Linked DNA regions of Homo sapiens: region 2 is linked to region 1. Evidence: chromatin loops called from intact Hi-C (ENCODE). Cell type or tissue: endothelial cell of umbilical vein. All regions are shown on one strand.

Region 1 (2,500 bases):
GGCCCCGCCATCTGGTTAAAGGGACTCGTTCAACACGGAAGTGTCCCGGGGCTGCATTGGTACGGAGCCCTGGGGCCCAGCAAGGGTGTGCTCCTGCGGGACTGATGCGGGGACCACCCCGGCCCTGCCGGCCTCCAAGCCGCGGGAGGGCACTGAGCCTGTGCTGGCTGGGCCTGGCCGCCTGGTTGCTACACACCCAACCCCCTTCCCGTCCCCATTTGCAGAAGTGGAATCAAAACTGGGGCTTGACCCCGGATCGATGACTGGGACTCAGCCTACGCGGACGCCAGCGCAGCCTGCGGCGGCCGAGCCACCTGCCCTCACAGGGCCTGGCCGGGTGCATCAGGAACAGGCGGTCTTAGGTCCCTAAATTCGAGGCCCTGTAATGTGCCTCATCTTGGGGTCCCTGAATGGGGCCCTTGGGCCCCCAAGGAAACCCTGAGACCTTCAGAATGGACAGCCTTGTGGAGGCACAATTTCATTCACTTGGGCAAATTGTGCGCACTGAGGCATAGGAAAACATGTAATTTTGTATTTAGATGTGTTCCAAGTATAAAGTGGCGTGGCTGACATTTCATAGAGCCTTAAATTGCCTTCACCAGGCATGACCTCAGTTTGTGTTGAGATACTTGGCAAAGAAATGTATTGCATTGTTGAGTGATTGCTTATTGCGTTACTGAGTAATTGTATTGGCGTTCATAAAAGCATGGGTGCTCACAATAGAAATTGGGAAGGGGAGTAGGGAACTGTATTTGAAATCTTCTGATACACTTACCAAGAACAAATGTATTGTTCATTTGGAATTTGATACGGTCTCTAATAATTTTCTGTTTCATAATGGTAGTGCCGCCCCCACCCGCAAAACGTTTCAAAGGGTCAAGAGAAAAGACCAAATGCCCTTGTCAACTGGAATTTATACGTCTGTTTCCTGCCAAGTAATTAAATCGTAGATTCATAATCTATGTACCGAATAAATGTGGAATGTTTTTGTTTTGTTTTGTTTTAATGTATAAGACTTGGGTCAAGGTGAGGAGGGAAAGAAAGGGTTTCCTTGAAAGATTCTTGTGTTTAATTAGAATTAATTGAAACCACTGTGCTTAAAACAGAGAATGATGTTAGAAGAAAGCCTTGGAACGATGATCAACATAAGACTACACAGTATGTGGGATAAACTATTCCAACTTACAGCATTTTTGTTTTTTGTATTGCCAGTGCTACAGCTAGAATGAAGCACATCAACCTATCATTTGCAGCGTGTGGATTTCTGGGCATTTACCACTTGGGGGCAGCATCTGCACTTTGCAGACATGGCAAAAAACTTGTGAAGGATGTCAAAGCCTTCGCTGGGGCGTCTGCGGGATCGTTGGTTGCTTCTGTTCTGCTAACAGCACCAGAAAAAATAGAGGTAATTAAGTAGTAACTTAGGCTGTGTTCCTCATCAAGAAATTAAGACCCAAAGGCAAACACCAGCATTGACTCTACTAAGTTAACACTGCAGAGAAATAATCGTTTGCTTGGAAACAGAAAGGATTAGGACTTTTCTCTTAAGATGTAATTATTAGGGATCTGTGCTCTGGTTGTGGAAAAGATTATTTTGGGTGATAGTGAAATAAGGAAATAAAATGACTTATATTACTCTTGAGTTTTTATTTATCCTTAAGATTCCAGCTCTGTTCCTTTCAAGCAAAGGATATTTCTTCTTTCTATGATCATGAGAAGAGCATGGGGCCTGTTTTCAAGGCCTTGAACATGTGGGCAACAAGTCTTACCTCACTGCTACTTAGAAATAGATACATAAATTAAAATGTGGGCATGCAGTTTCTATTAAGTGGAATGGTATAGGAATTTAATTCTTTTTTAATTCTCACAGTAAGAGGAAGCTCTGAGTTCCAAGCAATTTATCCAGAAGTAATACAAATAATTATTCATTAAGTACTTTATTTAATGCAATCTATGTTTTAAAATCTGTTTTCTGCTATCCAGACAGTGATCAATCATTTGCTGACTGTGAGAGCTGGATTCCGTAGTTGGAGAATATTATATTTGTTAATCATTACGTACTCTAGCAGCTTTGAACAATAATGAAATAACAATTTAACACCCTCATACCCAAGAATGAATTTCAGTCACATTTAAAATTCCAAAACTATGCAATGTTAAACATCAGAATCTCATTTCAGATCTTTTGTGAGCTGCTTATCAAAGGGAAGCTAGATTTGAGGCCAATCATTCAGAAATCCACCTATCTTCCTGTCTTTATATGGTTGATTTACAGGGAACTAGAAAAGTGATTTAAAAACTGCAGAGATTAAACAGGACCAGAACCTTAAGCCATGCAAGGTATAAATGAGGTCGGAAAATTCCCCCTAAACTAGCAGATTCATAAGCTTTGAATTACAAGCTACCTCCTTCCCATAACTGTGTTTCGTTTTTGAAGCAGAGGGCTTTCAGGGTGTCACTTCTTCCTTTTTACTGCAGTCTTTTCTTGAGCTGTGGCAAA
Region 2 (2,500 bases), 730 kb after region 1:
GTAAAACCTAAGACTGGTATGTAAAATATTTTTCAGATTTTGCATTCTGGTGGAACAAGTGACGTCACTGGACCAGTGACCCCCATGCAGGAACTGACTCGGCACACAACGACAGTTTTGATAACTCTGTGATTTCTTTGCTGATGGTGCCAATCAGCCTTTCCCATTCTCTAGCCTCTTGCCCGCCAAACTGTCCTTAAAAATCCCAGCCTCCACACGAGGTCAGGAGTTCGAGACCAGCCTGGCCAATATGGTGAAACCCCATCTCCACTAAAAATACAAAAATTAGCCGGGCGTGGTGGCGCTTGCCTGTAGTCCCAGCTACTCAGGAGGCTGAGGCAGAAGAATCACTTGGACCCGGGAGGTGGAGGTTGCAGTGAGCTGAGATTGTGCCACTGCACTTCCAGCCTGGACGACAGAGTGAGAGTCTGTCTCAAAAAAAATAATAATAATATTTTCCTATTACTAAACCTTTTCCTTGGAGGAGAACAAATCAGGAAAACTACAGACAATATAAGTGTTCTCCTGACAATCCCCAAAGTCTTCATCCATTTATGGGAGGGAGAGAGTTTAATACTCTGTATGTAAGAACCCTGAATTCTGAATTGTGAAGCACATTAAAATACCTCTATGAGGATGGCTTTATGCTAGTAAGATAGAATGGACACTGTTACTAGATATTTAGAACAAATATTTTAACCCCCACTGCAACACTCCCACTTTATCTGAGAACATTAGGAAAGGATAATGAATGCTGTATTCGTTTATCATGAATTAATCATGAACCCTTTCAGCTGCATATTTTTAATTAGCTACTGCATCTGTCATTTTTTTCAGAGCCCTTCTAGCTGGATCTAGGGAATGTCAATCTCTCCCGTAGACTAAAATGACCGAAAAAAAAAAAAGGTACTTAAAGCATTTCCCTGCAAAATGTACAGTTTCCAAAGAAATTAAATAAACAACAACAACAACAACAACAAAAAACCCTACTTAGCTGGTGCTAAAGACTTTGAAAGCGAGGTCAGAAATTCATGCCAGCCCGTGTATTATCAATAACTTTAGAAAATAAATTATTCTTGAAAATGCCCAAAAAGTTTGTTTCTGAAACAGAAAAAGGAACACACAATCCTTTTAAAGAACAAATTACAGAAATCACAATGGAAAATGAATCTGTTAAGCTGCTAAGTGTTAGGAATGAATATAAGCTGAGGCTTTAAGCCTCCACGGATGTTGCTTTCAGACGGAGAATCCTCTGTTATGGGGTTTAAATTTAATAGAAAGAAAAATCCTAAAAGGTCATTGTCCTTTTGTTCTCTTTAATTCTTATTCTGACTCATATCCCTCAAAGTAAAAGACCATTGACTATTCTAGGAAGAAAGAGAAGATTAAGTTAAAGCCTCTTGTTGCAGTGAGCAGGGTTTGTCGCCCTCAGCACGACATTTCGGATTTGTGAGGAACTGTGGGTGCACCGTGGGATGGTTAGCGGCACGCCTGGCCTCCACCCACTACATGCACCCCACTCCAAAGTTCTGACGACCAAAAATGTCTCCAAACTTTACCAAATTCTCTCTGAAGGGCAAAGTCTACCCTGACACATAACTACTACCATCCGTAACCCCCGAAGCTGCCTTCTGAAAATCATTAAATCACCCTGCAAGCCCGCTTTCAGCTCCCATCTCCCTGGCTGGCAGGATCATCCAGGTCTTCACCACATTTTTCCCAAAACAGAGGTCATCTTTTACGTTTCATAAGCACCCTATGAAACTGCCGTTCATCTATTTTTTTTTTTTTTTGAGATGGAGTCTTGCTCTGTAGCCCAGGCTGGAGTGCAGTGGCACAATCTCAGCTCACTGCAACCTCTGCCCCCGGGGTTCAAGCGATTATCCTGCCTCAGCCTCCCAAGTAGCTGGTACTACAGGTGCATGGCACAATGCCGGGCTAATCTTTGTATTTTTAGTAGAAATGGGGTTTTACCATGTTGGCCAGGCTGGTCCCAAACTCCTGACCTCAGGCGATCTGCCCGCCTCGGCCTCCCAAAGTGCCGCGATTACAGGCCTGAGCCACCGGGCCCAGCATCTTTAAGTCGCTTTTTACAAAGGAGGAAACTAAGGCAGGAAGAGGTGAAACGTTCTCCTGGGAACACACTGCCAGCATGGGGTGGGATGGAATCCCCAGCCCCAGGGTCTCTGACTTTGGGAGTCTCTTCACACTTATTTGAACCAAATATCTCCTCCAAAAGTATCTTCCTGCCCATTTCTTTGAGCCAGCTGCTATGGGGGACCATAAATGCTCTGAATGGCCAAATATTGTGCCCCCTGGTGTTCTGATAGCATAGTGCCATAGTGGTCCAGACATGTCCAAGAACAGGTGTAAAATAACAGGGATTCTTCCCTGCAGGGGCTTTTAAAACTATGTTTCCCTCATCCACCCTAAAGACTTGCACCATGCACACTCACCTCCCATCAGCGAAAAGAGCTCTTCCTGCAGGCAGGGACCATGC

What was found. Hi-C counts contacts between places; a loop is a spot of excess contacts. Peaks named below come from ENCODE experiments on the same cell type or tissue, not always from the same donor. Only the 100,000 strongest peaks of a DNase experiment are listed, where the experiment ranks them.
Region 2: a loop joins it to region 1, with 14 times the contacts of the local background. A loop is called at or near these places in 2 of 110 quality-filtered maps.

What each region holds. Positions count from the first base shown.
Region 1 is chrX:7,924,845-7,927,344 of GRCh38, reverse strand. It overlaps PNPLA4 (patatin like domain 4, phospholipase and triacylglycerol lipase), which reads left to right. Exons shown (of 7, transcript NM_004650.3): 1 at 1-59; 2 at 1,213-1,405. The coding sequence starts at 1,226. Among named protein-coding and RNA genes, the nearest start is that of PNPLA4, 1.3 kb to the left of the region's middle. RefSeq lists enhancers at 1-54, 285-514, 1,177-1,226 and a silencer at 1,203-1,497. In endothelial cell of umbilical vein, a CTCF peak has its summit at 1,263 (motif pointing right); a DNase peak (open chromatin) is centred at 1,294; H3K4me3 peaks cover 598 bases; H3K27ac peaks cover 452 bases.
Region 2 is chrX:7,191,857-7,194,356 of GRCh38, reverse strand. The region is part of intron 2 of STS (steroid sulfatase); the gene reads right to left. Among named protein-coding and RNA genes, the nearest start is that of PUDP, 45 kb to the right of the region's middle. In endothelial cell of umbilical vein, no CTCF peak of the experiment used is centred here; no DNase peak of the experiment used is centred here.